Linked DNA regions of Homo sapiens: region 2 is linked to region 1. Evidence: chromatin contacts called from ENCODE Hi-C or POLR2A ChIA-PET data. All regions are on one chromosome and are shown on one strand. The core of a region is the stretch at or near the end of the contact, and the rest is flanking DNA. Distances in the headings are between cores, read along the strand shown. Region 1 holds the start of WIF1 (Wnt inhibitory factor 1). Region 2 overlaps LEMD3 (LEM domain containing 3).

Region 1 (6,917 bases), core at 1,190-3,689:
TTAGGAGAGAATTTAGTTCCTCTTTTTCTTGCACCAAAAAATAAATTTTATGAATATTTCTCAATTAGTATTTGATTAGGAAAACCTGTAGAGGGCGTCCTTGCACCAAGAGCCATAGAGGTTTGCGCAGAACTAGAAAAAAATGTTAAAACCACTCGCTCCGAGTTAAAGAAAATGCCTATTGTGCTGTGAAATTATTATCTTTACCTGGGTGACACTGGCATTATAACATTAAAGTGTTTTAAAAGTAGCCTAATGTTCATACATTATATACATGAATATTCATAGAAATAAAAAATAATGCAATGTTGGGAAACAGGTAAATATTTTTATTGTAAAGGAAGAATCACTGTGAAGCTTTGGATGCAAATAGACTTAATTATGATTTATTTATCAGTATGAGGTATAAGTTACTAAGAGAATGGGCTTTGAAATCAGAGTGTCTGGGATTTGAACCCTTACTCTCATTTACCAGCTGGATATCCACAGTCAACTTACTGGACTTTTTGAGCCCTCTTTCCTCGTCAGTAAAATAAGAATAATAGTAGTACCTACTTAAGAGTTGTGAGGATTAAGTAAGCACTTAAAATAAAAGTACTTTAAAAATTAAGACACTGCAAGTTCAAATCAGTCATAGACTTCTTGTCTAATTCCTTTTTTCCTTTTTTTTTTTTCTATTGGTTGGTTGTATAGCTGCAAATATTTCCTCATTGGAAATCTATATTCTCAGAACCTAACACTGATTTAACTTGATGCCTGCACATGTCCACCATCTCTTCTGTTGTTTCTGTTTGTTTTTCCCTCTTGAGGCATCTGCTACTCTATAAAGGACTGATTGAAACACCACGCCCAGCCCCAGACATTTGATCCTTGAGGCATTTGTCACAGCTTCGGGTACTAAAGAACAAACACAAGTAAATGAACCTTTTATGAGTCCGAAGGCTAAGTTTTTTAATTAAAAACAAAACAAAACAAAACCCTTTTGCTTCCGTTTTCTTTGTGCATCCGAGGAATTAGGCAGGAGGCAAAAATCAGTTCTTTCTGCTGGGCCAGGTGGATAGGTTATGCTGCAGCCCACTGCCGGCCAAGCATGCTTCTCACAGACGAGGCCAGAGCCTTGGTTTTGCCCCCACGCACCTGTGAATTCGGCAACTTTTAAAAAATTATTTTATTTATTTATTTATATATTTTTTGAGACGGAGTCTCGCTCTATCGCCCAGGCTGGAGTGCAGTGCCACGATCTTGGCTTAATGCAACCTCCGCCTCCCGGTTCAAGTGATTCTCCTGCCTCAGCCTCCCGGGTAGCTAGGACTACAGGCCCCCGCCACCATGCCCAGCTAATTTTTGCATTTTTAGTAGAGACGGGGTTTCACCACGCTGGCCAAGCTGGTCTCGAACTCCTGACCTCAGGTGATCCGCCCGCCTTGGCCTCCCAAAGTGCAGGGATTACAGGCGTGAGCCATCGCGCCCGGCCGAATTCAGCAACTTTTAAAAAATATCAGCAAACGTGAAGATATCCACGATGTTAGAGGAGCCCTACCCCGGAGGGTCAGGTACAGCTATCGTCCAGGGCCCAGGGCACTCTTCCGGGCACTGCCGGGTTATCAGGGAGACAGACGGGAATCCCCAAATGCTGGGTGTCGGGCAAGTACCAGCTGGACGCCCTGCGCCTCGAGCCAAGGCCAGCGCCTGCCATCGGCACCATCGGACAGTCGAGCCTCGAGTTTTAACTGCTTGGGAGCGCGCAAAGTGCCAGCCTATCGCAGAACGGAGCGCATAGGGTTGGCGGAGAGAGGAATCCTACTGGCTGAAAGGGAGACGAAGGGCAATTTGCGCCTTCAGTGAGCGCCGGAGGAGGAACAGGAGTCATCACCTCATCATCATCATCATCATCATCATCACCATCACCATCACCATCATCAGCACTCAGTCAAGCCCAGCGTTGTCTGCTCTCCCCATTTCCCTCCCCCGAAGCCTCCCTTGGCCCGAGGAGGTGGCGAGTGATGTCCCAGGGGTCTCTGAGTGCCCTTCTCCGGGTCCGCCAGCCCTACACGCCCACTTCGCGGGCGCTCCACTGGGCGCACCGCACTGTGAATGCAGCCTCGGGGGTCCCTCGCGGCCCCGCCCCCGGGGGGGCCCCACAGCGCCCCCAAGTGGCGGCCGCCCAGGCCTCGCGGGCCCCACTCCTCGCTCGCACCTCGCTCGCGCCAGCCCTTCCCGCTCTTCTGTTCTCGCTCTATTTGCCCCGCTGACTGCTGGCCTCGCCAGCTTTGCCAGTCTTACGTCTCTGCCGCCCCCACTCCCGCCCGCGCCCCATCTTCTTGCGCGACTCGCGCCCGCTGGTCCCCCCCTCCTCCTCCCGCGTCCTGCCTGCCCCCTCCTCCTGCTCTCGCAGGCTCCTTGGCACCCAGGCCGGGAGGCGACGCGCCCAGCCGTCTAAACGGGAACAGCCCTGGCTGAGGGAGCTGCAGCGCAGCAGAGTATCTGACGGCGCCAGGTTGCGTAGGTGCGGCACGAGGAGTTTTCCCGGCAGCGAGGAGGTCCTGAGCAGCATGGCCCGGAGGAGCGCCTTCCCTGCCGCCGCGCTCTGGCTCTGGAGCATCCTCCTGTGCCTGCTGGCACTGCGGGCGGAGGCCGGGCCGCCGCAGGAGGAGAGCCTGTACCTATGGATCGATGCTCACCAGGCAAGAGTACTCATAGGTAAGGCCCCCGCCTCCAGCGCCTTCCCCTGCCTATGTCCTCCTCTCTCCACTCTTCAAGAAAGAGGGATACCTGCGTTTCTTGTGTTTTAAAACTTAATTTCCACAAAAGAGTGTTCCCCTCTTTTAATTAGATATTTTCCATCTGAAAGCTTATAAACTTCTCTTTTAAGAAACCAAAGCTGATCTAGTGTTCTGATCATGCTGTTGTTAATTTTTATAGCCCTGCGTTTTTAGGTGCACCCGGCATTTTTTTGCGTCGGTTAACTCCATGTCCATCCCTTTTCCCTGAAAGCATGGGTCTGTTGGCATCATTCTCATCATCCACAGAGAAAAATTAATCTTAGTAGCGTTGATGGTACTGAAGGCAGATGCTTGTGAACAGAAATGACCCACACTAATTCTTTGGTTTTCTTTTTGCTTGAAACTTCTGATTTAGATGATTTCAAGTCTACCTGGTTTGATCGTTTTATTATTTTAAAAACCAGGATTTGAAGAAGATATCCTGATTGTTTCAGAGGGGAAAATGGCACCTTTTACACATGATTTCAGAAAAGCACAACAGAGAATGCCAGCTATTCCTGTCAATATCCATTCCATGAATTTTACCTGGCAAGCTGCAGGGCAGGTAAGTTCTGAGAAAATTACCCTTTAATATTTCCACTGCCTTATGGCAGGTGGAAATAGTACTGTATAGTGTGTAGCCTGGTACATTTTACAGTTATTAAGAGAAATTTCTCATCTGATTGCCAAAGCAAATAAAGAATTAATTTCCATTTATTTCAAGTTGCCATATCAATTAATGATCTTCAAAAGAAAAGAACAAGCCTTGTGCCTAAGCCCATTATTTTGATAAGACTCAGTGTCCTGAGGCTGCTGGAAATATAAAGACCTCCAATACCAACATCACTGTGTTTCTGTGATCATTGACATTAAAATTTAACATACTTAAAGGACTCTTTTTGCATAGTAGTTTCTAATCACTTGTGACATTCTTCATACTTTACAACAAATTTTAAAGTTTGTAAGTATTTTTGACATTGTGCACTTTTAAAAAGTCAGTATGTTGAATGTTATTCACTGGAACGTGAATGTTGCATATTTCTGGTAGAAGTTAGACCCAAAAGGTGTCATGTAAGAACGTTATAAAATATTGCAGCCTATGTTTTCAAGTTACCATTTTAAATGCTTTCATATGGAAAAGAAAACTGGAATCTATTTTTTATGAAGAAGCATTCCTTTTATTCCTTAGCACATTAGCATCTTTTATATGTTACCTTTTGTACATTTTTATGGCTTCTAATTTTAGAAAGAAAGAATAAAATGCTTATGTAAATTTAATTTCTTTTGTACAATTGGAGAATTTACTCTAGAGGACAAATGGTAAGCAATGCATTCTTCAGCTTATTAGTTGGTAGAATGTGTCTACTATGAAAATCATTATAATTATAATTAAAACCACATTTTTCGGTCTTTTATTCTAAAGTTCCTTAAATGATTATTTTCAAGAAGAATGTGATACCGAAAACACTTTATAAAAAATAACTATTTTGAATTGAGAAACCACTTTGTTTCCCTCTAATTACCTGTTGTGGTATAGACATGACCTTTTTAGCTGTCTTTTTCCCTTCAAGTCTGTTCTCTTTTTCTTCTTCTTCTGAAATAGATCAAATCTAGAACCTTCAACACTTCCATTGCTATGTGGTTAAAAAAAATTGAGGTTTTGGATTCACTGAGGTTTATAACAGGAAAGTCATCTATTGTTAATACCCCCATTTTGCAGATAGGTTCATCGAGGTTTCCATTGCTCTATAGGGAGATTATTCCTTTTCTCCCTACAAGTCCCTCTTCATAGATACTTCATAAACAATTAAGTTGGGAATATTGTGAAATCAGTAATAAACCAACGAATGGCCTTTCATTTTCTCCTTTTCAGCTGAATCTGTTTACTTATGGCTGACCGCTCATCAGATGGTCATTAACTAAGTGGCCAATTAATTCTATATTTTTGAAAAGACATTTTTTAACCTATACCTTTATGGGTTCGTAAGAATCAATAAAAGGCAGTTTGAACTGCACCCTTCCATCTGAAAGGGTTTGGTAACTGGTTAACTGTAGGAAAAGCAGAAAGTGCCAATAGCTCTCTCGTGCGCACTCTCTCTCTCTCCCCCTCTCCCTCCCTCCTCTCTCTATCTCTTTCTCTCTCACTTATGTTTGTCTGTTGAAGAATAGAATTTGAAGCAAAGGCTTAAATTCCATGTTGCTTTTATCCTATTGCTTAACAGTATAATGCATGTTTGCAAATATTGGCATACTGGTGAGTACAAAATGGACTGACATGTCATACAATCTCAGGAATATGTCCTGCAGGGAATTAGGGAGGAGAGTGGAACTGGCATGAAGAGGAAGTTTGTAATATTTTTTTCTCCTGCTTAAGTGTTGCTCACCTATGTGGATGATCTAATGATGCAGGACAATGTTAGCACCTCAATTAAGCTACCTTTCTCTCTCTACTCATTCGGCTTTGAATAGGTTACCACAACTAACTACATAAAATCTGCTTTCTGGGGAAAGGGTGGTGAGGGGGAAGAATCTACACAATACCAAGCAGCAAGATGCTTTAAAATATTATTTTTTTATGTTTAATATTATTTAAGTATGGCTAATTTTGCTTACTAAAGTTATGTGATCCCAGCACCATAATTTTTGAAATGCACAGAAATTCTGAAGATGGGAAAAATGACTTCAATACCAATTAGTATTTTGAAAGGTATCTATGGCTAAAGCCAAACCACATCAAAACATTTACATGGAAAATGAAAATTTCATTTCATTATCTGATTATTTCATCCAAATGATATCAAATATTTAGGCATTTCAACAATACATAAACAAAACACATAGCTCATTAATGAAGTTTTAAATTTTATATTTAAGTGTTTTAGCAACATGTGGACAACATTAAAATAACCTCAGGATTGAAGACCTTATAGAAGCAGTAAGGTGTTATTTACTTCCAATAAATTATTAGTCCAGTAACGAAGGATCCCCAACCTCTGGGCCACAGACCAGTGCTGGTCCATGGCCTTTTGGGAACTGGGGAGCACAGCAGGAGGTGAGTGGCAGGCCAGTGACTGAAGCTTTGTCTGCGTTGACAGATGCTCCCCATCCCTCTCCTTACTGACTAAGCTCCGCCTCCTGTCAGATCGGCAGCAGCATAAGATTCTCATAGGAGTGTGAACCCTATTGTGAATTGCACATGCGAGGGATCTAGGCTGCACACTCCTTATAAGAATCAAATGCCTGATGATCTATCGCTGTCTCCCATCACCTCCATATAGGACCGTCTAGTTGCAGGAAAACAAGCTCAGGGCTCCCACTGATTCTACATGATGGTGAGTTGTATGCTTATTTCATTACATATTACAATGTAGTAATAAAAGAAATAAAGTGCATGATAAATATGATGTGCCTGAAGCATCCAGAAATTATTCCTCCACCGCCCGGTCCATGGAAAAAATGTCTTCCACAAAACTAGTCCCTGGTGCCCAAAAGGTGGGGGACCACTACAGTAATCCAAAGTGTTCTTGGTGCCACTTAAAATGCATCTCGTGTTCCACTTCAAACAAATGCAAATAAAAATTACAGTGAGATTCATTTCCCCACATCAACTTCGTCAGATCTTTTAAAAGTGGTTTTAGTATGTGGAGAATAGTGCATTATCATATGCTGCTAATGTGCATGTAAACCTTTTTGCAGGGCTGTTAGACTCTGATGGCAAAAGGCAGGGTATAGACTTTTTGACTGGACAATTTTACATCCAGAGATTCATGCCAAGGAAATAAGCATGGATATAAATAAAAATTTAGGTCCAAGAGTGTTCCTCATCATGCTGTTTATAAAAATTAAAAAATAGATACAACTTAGGGTCCAGCAATAGTGGCAGAATAATAAAATGAAGCAGTTGTAAGGATATTCTAGACATCCATTTGGGGCCATGGGAAGAGTCTCATACAAATTAAGTAGTTTATAAAAGTGGTCCCCAACCATTTTGGCACCAGAGTCTGGTTTCACGGAAGACAATTTTTTTTTTTTTTTTTTTTTTTTTTTTTGAGACAGAGTCTCACTCTGTCGCCCAGGCTGGAGTGTAGTGGGGTGATCTTGGCTCACTGCAACGTCTGCCTCCCAGGTTCAAACGATTCTCCTGCCTCAGCCTCC
Region 2 (6,917 bases), core at 3,006-5,505, 89 kb before region 1:
GAGCAGGGCTGAAACAGGATTCTGAAACCTAAGCATTTGTGATACATTAAACCACAAAATCATTTTTAATAAATATCTTCAACATAATAGGATGAGTAGGTGTTCCAATGACAGTGTAGCTTATGGATGTGACACATAAAAACCAAGGTGAATCTAGTTAAGTTTTGGGATTAAAGCAATGGAAAGTTTTGTGTTTCTTTTCCTCTCATCTGGAAAAGAGACTTATTTTCTTTTTGTTTTATATGTACTATCATACCCTTCCTCACTCCCCTTTCAAAAACAAAACAAAATTTGAACATTGGCATCTGTCCTCTGATTACATCTTTAATAAACATAAGAGGGACCTGCGAATAAACTTTAGCTTTTGATTCACAGATACTAAACATTGGACTAGATAAATAGAAGTAACAACACTTAACCAGATGGAACTGATCTCATACTGGATGACATACATACTGTTACATTCTCATACAAATAACTTAAGAACTCAGAAAGCTCAACTATAGTTTTTTACAAGAATTATCTTTCCAATGAAAATTTATTTAAGGCCGGGTGCGGTGGCTCACACCTGAAATCCCAAGTTTGGGAGGCTGAGCCAGGAGAATTGCTTGAGCTCAGGAATTTGAGACCAGCCTGGGCAATGTGGCAAAACCCCATCTCTACAAAAAAATACAAAATTTAGCTGGGTGTGGTGGTATGCACCTGTAGTCCCAGCTCCTCAGGAGACTGAGGTGGGAGGATAACTTGAGCCCAGGAGGTTGAGGCTGCAGTGAGTCGTGATCATGCCACTGCACTCCAGCCTGGGTGATAAAAATGAGACCTTGTCTCAAAAAAACAAACAAACAAACAAACAGTTTAAATGACCGTCTATATACTAGAAGGGCCTCAACTGCTATCCAAATGACCAACTAAATTATAATCTAAGTAGGTGTTTATGAGATATACTATTTACTTTATCTATCTATCTATCTATCTATCTATCTTTACAGTCTTGCTCTGTCACTCAGGCTGTGGCAGAGTGCAGTGGCATGATGATACATGCTATTAAGTGAATGAACACATTTTGAGAAAGAAACAAAGGTTTTGGTTCAGTTATCTTTAGTACAAGTACACTAAACTAGCAGTAAATCTGAAAAGTATACAAATCAACTTTTAAACTTACTTACTGGTTTACAGTTTGATTACACTCTTCTTCCATTTTGACTGCTTTTCAGATTGTCTCCTAATATTTCAGCTTAAATGTCTAACTACTGGCTTCCCTAATAATTCTGCAAACTAGTTAAAGTTCCACAAGTAAATACATAAAATAAGCTTTCAAATAATCTTTCATTAAATAAAGGCAATTTTGTAATTTGAATTAGCTACTTTCTAATTGTGTTTTAGTAAGGCCCAGACTATTGTTTTTCATTTTGGAGGGAGAAAAATCTATAGGGTGACTCTATCCAATTTTCTCATATATTGTCACCATTAAATATTTCCCTCCTCAATCCTCAGCCAATTTTCTCTTCAAGGAATTTTTTTTTTTTTTTTTTTTGAGATGGAGTCTCACTCTGTAGCCCAGGCTGGAGTACAGTGGCACAATCTTGGCTCACTGCAAGCTCCGCCTCCCGGGTTCAGGCCATTCTCCTGCCTCAGCCTCCCGAGTAGCTGGGACTACAGGCGCCTGCCACCACGCCCGGACTCTTCAAGGATATTTTAAACTGTTTGCCTTATGCCTTTGATTAAATAATAATGAATTTTAACACTTGTGATATGGTTTGGCTCTGTGTCCCCACCCAAATCTTACCTTGAATTGTAATAATCCCCACGTGTTGTGGGAGGCAGTGGTGGGAGGTAATTGAATCATGCATGGGGTGGGTTTTTTTCCCCATGCTATTCTCGTGATGAATAGTGAATAAGTCTCGTGAGATCTGATGGTTTTATAAAGTGGAGTTGCCCTGCATATATTCTGTTGCCTGCCACCAGGTAAGACATGACTTTCACCTTCCGCCACGACTGTGAGGCCTCCCCAGCCGAACTGTGAGTCAATTAAACCTCTTTCCTTTATAAATTACCCAGTCTCGGTATGTCTTTATTAGCAGCATGAGAACAGACTAATACAACTTGGCAAGGGGCCCTGTACAGAATGAGCATTTAATATAAGTAAACAGCCACTATCTTCATTATAATTGTTACTATTATTCAGAAGTTCAGAATTTCAGTTTCTTCCTTGGGGAAAATTAAACAGAAGAAAATAGTCTTCTATTTCTAATGTTCAGTAAGTATACTGTACCAAATTTAAATTATGACACTGTAGCAGTGTTATACTTAAGGCAACTGAAAAAGCCAACTTTGTTTTAAACAATTATCACTGCAATAGAATATTACTAATCATTTCAGAGTTCCACTTTAACAACAGAAAGTAATATTCTATGGATGTGATTACACATTATTACACATCCTTCAGTACAACAAATAATGTTTTCTATACAGGTCTATATAACAGTTCCTATAATAAAAAATTAATAACTAATTACAAGCTTAAACATCTTAATCTCTGAAGTCCCTGTAATGATGGGTAAGTGAAAAATATTTTTATATAAGTAAAATTTAGGTTAAAATTAGTATTATAGCACTCTTTAAAAAATTAAAGAAATAGCCTGAAGGATATGCTTCCTTTCTAAGTCCTTTTGATGGTCGAATAGGCATGCCAATATGCAGAAGATCCAAAGAGGTAAAATGAGGGCAAAACGGACAAAAACTGCTAAGGTATCCAACAACTACAGGCAACAGGCATACTTCTAAGTGTAAGACAAGATCCACTGATGATATGCCACTCCCATTTTACTTGGCAGTAGTCTTTTACAGTAAAGTGATAAACAGTTCAGCTCTTAAGAGAAAATCTGTGTCAGATTTAATTATACGACAGTTAGGGAATACTCAGAATAAGAAAGCCTATTGTTTTAGACTAAAATAACCTTAAAATTACTATTTTTTTAAGTTGATAAAACCTATTGTTTAAGACTAAAATAACTTTAAAATTACTTTTTTTTAGTTGATAGTCATTCTCATGCTTTTATCATATAAAACATGACACAAAATTATCAGTATTATGATCGTTTACTTACTTGTATTTTTCCAAATGTTTCACCAAAGGGGTTTTCTACTATCAAGGAAGGAAAAAAAGACAAGTATTAGCATCACTTACGAATTAAAATCCCCCAAACAAACTCTCTGAAATGCCAGCATGTACTTTGCTAAAACTGGATATAAATATGTGAACCAAATGTAAACAAACTGGTGATAATAAAGGTTAGGGAAGTAATTTTTCAGACTTATACTTATCATTCTCACTTTGAATTAGTGGTTTTCCTCACAATCATTGAGATCAGGTGCTCTGGTATCACAGAAGCTGAGTTCAAGTCCCAGCTCCACCTCTACCACTTATTAGTAATGTCTCTTTGAACTAACATCTAATTAGCTACTCTAAATTGTAGTTTCTTCTTTAAAGGAGTATGGATAACAATGATACCTACCTTATACAGTTGTTGTCAGGATTAAATGAGATAAACAAGATAAAATGTTTGACACAGTGTCAAGCACTTAATATGTACTCAATACACACTATCCATTATTATTACTGCTAATGACTATATCATTTGTTTCTACCTTAATTTGATTTCTCTTCATAATATAGACTAAGAAGCAGTTAACTACTGAAAGAAATCTACAAGATGCTTTAAAACTGAATAATTCATTTAGAATTCTGACTTCTAATGATTTTTTAAAAATCCACCTTCCTAATCCTTGCCAACATCTGAAAAAGTGGCAAGAAAAAAAAATACAGATCAAAGTAACTAAGAATTAAGTCTCAGTATTAAGCAATTCCAAATTTACAATAAAATATTACATAATAAGGAAAGGATTTACCACTTTCCATCCAACCCCTATGCCCCTCCTTCATTCACCTCTAAATTAAGATACAAAAATGTTTACGGCTGAATATGTAGCACCTCTCAGGGTTTTTATTCAGAGTCTTCTCCTTATCATTTTGTTTATTTTGATATTACATACGAAAATATTCAAAGCTTTCAGATACCTGTAAACTTTTATATTTTATATAGACTATATATCTATATAATCCAGGCCACAACTAAGACTAACTAAGACTAACTGATCTTACAAAGTAGTTCACACTGACCAGGTTTCCTTTCTGAGATGCTTTTCTATTTTTATTTGAGAAAACAGGAAGTCCCATAGGAACCAGGAACTGCCTGATTCTAAGAAAGTTCATGTGAGACCAGCTTAACAAGGTACAATAAAAGAGCAAGGAAAAAAAAATGTATCCTGTTATCATCATAAGGGATTTTGCTAATGGATTTTTAAACGACATTTCTCTATACATCAAAAGGGTTTTAATGTTGGGAAAGAAAATGTTTTGAAAGATATTACAGAAAATCAAAAGTACTCAAAAGGGGAATAGGGAGAAGAAATAATATAGCTTCAAGATTAAATAAAATGTTAAGGATCAGAACACATGGACTAAAAAGATACCCTTTTTAATAATATTAATTTTTCAATATAAACATTGAACAGCTATATTTAGCTCAACGTACTACCAAAAAAATGCCTTGTCATTTGGCCAAACAAATGACAATAAATTAGCCAAACAATACAAAGTGTAAAAGGTGTTTTATTTGCTCTTTATAAGAACAATTCTTAAAAATATAAGTGTGCAGTTCCAAAAACAAGTTTTAATGTCTATGAAAAAAAGCTATGCTAGTATTGCTTTTTTGATTATACACAAAATTACTTTTTGTCAAGACTATCAAATGGAAAATCAGCTCTGTGAGTAGCTCCATAAAAGCATAACTGTAAATTATCAATGTTCACCACACTGCTCTACTGTGGGCTTCTCAAGACAGGGAGCGTGTGTTATACACATGTGCATGCCCAGAACCAAGCATAGTACTAGATATATAGTTAGTGCTTGAAAAATGCTTGTTGTGCTATCTCGGCACTCTTCTTTATTTCACTTTGTGTGTTAACACTGAAGCAAAAGTGTTCAATTTTGCAGGATGCTGGAGGAGGGTATGTTCTGAGCTACTAAAAAGGGAGAGGGATAGGGTAACAGAGAAAGCTGAAGAGGGGGAAAACAATTTTGCTGAAAATATTGCTCTACCCCTAGTATCCTTCTAGATTTCTGCCTCTTGCCTTGTAGTCTAAAATACCTGGAGTATAACATACCTAAAAAAGCCAAGAGTATACTTTCTGCCCAACAAAACTTCGTTAAAATTTTTTTCCCCAAATGCTCATGATAATTGCCACCTATTAAATGAACAGAGACCTATTAACAACAGCAGAAGTAAAACATATCCTTGGGGTTAAGTTTTTACAAGAAAACACCAACCAAAAACAGCAACTCTAACAAATTAAAAGCCCTCAAAGTTTTCAAAGTATCTTTATACATTTTTTCTTTCCCCAAATCATTTCAGTATTTCTAAAAACACACCAATATCTTCTATCACATCCAAATTACCTAGTCTTTAATGGAAACAACATATACTGTTACCCCTAGTGAAAATATATAACACCCTCTCCCAATTAGGTAACCGAAGAGAAGAAACCTTGTTTCAAAAGCATCCCACAGCAAAAATTTGCCACTTCATTCTTTATTCAGTCACTAGAAAACTAGGGAGGGACCTGAGAGTGAATTACAGCTCTTATCCCTTATCCTAGAGCAATGATAATACCAAGACGGTACTTCAAAATTTACTCTTCCATCCCCTAAAGGCAGAGCCTTGCAGCCATTTTTGATCTGTTGTCCTCCTTTAACCCTACACTCCCAACAGCCTCTCACTATTGCTTTTTTGGACATTTCTTCTTCAATACTTTAGTTCAGATTATTTCAAGCCTCAAATATACCAAGCTTTTCTTTGTAAAGGTCCTTAATATTTTGACTTCTTTTCCCTTTAAACTATTCTACTAACTGTAAAAATCAAATTCCTTAAATGTTTCATTAGAATCCTCAAAATTTTCCAATGGTTCCTAATCACACCTTGTTGCAAGGAACAAATTATCTTGTGATAATTTCTTATAAGACACACAATGCTTCTCCTCCAAATCCCTCCCTTCCTCTACCCCCACCAATTCCAAAAATGTTACTAGTTTTACTGATCTTTTCTCAAATGTAAACTGTTTTCCATTCTCTTACACAGAAATAAAGTTTATCATGTTATGAATTCTCAGATAAAAAGGAAAAACTTGCAAACACATCTATACGTTTATAAACTTCAAAGTATATGCTTTGCTAGTTTAAGAGTCCTAAGCATTTGGAGAATAAAGGATATGCTATTTATGAGTCAGGAAAACAGGCAATAGTATATTCAGGATGCTTTCCTACGCTTTCTTTGGATCAACACAGCCAGCTTCAGTCTAATATGACAATTTTTTGTTCTGTATACATGGAACCACTGTCAATTACAGCACACAAAAATATTCTCTCAGAAGACTGAGCACTTGCTCTTTCTGGTCTTCTTTAGGCCTGAATGTTTTTCTTCTCCAATTTGCCTTGAAGGTTCAGTTCGCAGCTATGCTACCACCATGAAGGATGCCTAATCACTGCAGTTTATCGTGACCTCCTTCTCAGAATCCCCCTTCTCAGAATCTCAGTAATGTACTACCTTTTATCATGATTTCAATATTTGGTGTTCTACTCCTCACCCCCACCCCCAACAAGACTGCAATATCGCCACATATCTCAATGCCTTTGCAGATACTGTGTACTATGCACATGCTGAACAAATAGAAACTTGAGGGCATACTATGGTCTCCTAGAATAGCAGCTTCATCAATGCCAGAAAAAGTACTATAGTCTTGATTACTACAACCCTCTCCGTTGAATAAAAAGGAAATTATGTTTACTGAGTTCCTAATAC

What was found. A loop is a pair of places that touch in the nucleus more often than their neighbours do. ChIA-PET counts read pairs that join two places held with the same protein, here RNA polymerase II (POLR2A). Pooled maps may share reads with other maps.
Region 2: a pooled map shows a loop between it and region 1 (1.9-fold over the local background). The contact joins the enhancer-like site here to the promoter of WIF1 in region 1. A Hi-C loop is called at or near these places in 1 of 50 pooled maps. POLR2A ChIA-PET finds 5 or more read pairs at or near these places in 2 of 52 experiments (OCI-LY7 and activated T-cell).

Annotation. Positions count from the first base shown.
Region 1 is chr12:65,116,827-65,123,743 of GRCh38, reverse strand. It overlaps WIF1 (Wnt inhibitory factor 1), which reads left to right and starts at 2,439. Exons shown (of 10, transcript NM_007191.5): 1 at 2,439-2,700; 2 at 3,188-3,327. The coding sequence starts at 2,553. RefSeq lists a silencer at 2,119-2,278.
Region 2 is chr12:65,207,154-65,214,070 of GRCh38, reverse strand. LEMD3 (LEM domain containing 3) reads right to left here. Exons shown (of 13, transcript NM_014319.5): 2 at 3,108-3,145. Among named protein-coding and RNA genes, the nearest start is that of LEMD3, 41 kb to the right of the region's middle. Within about 2 kb of position 4,255, at least 2 of the 41 ENCODE cell types and tissues checked have a DNase peak (open chromatin) inside an H3K27ac peak, as active enhancers do.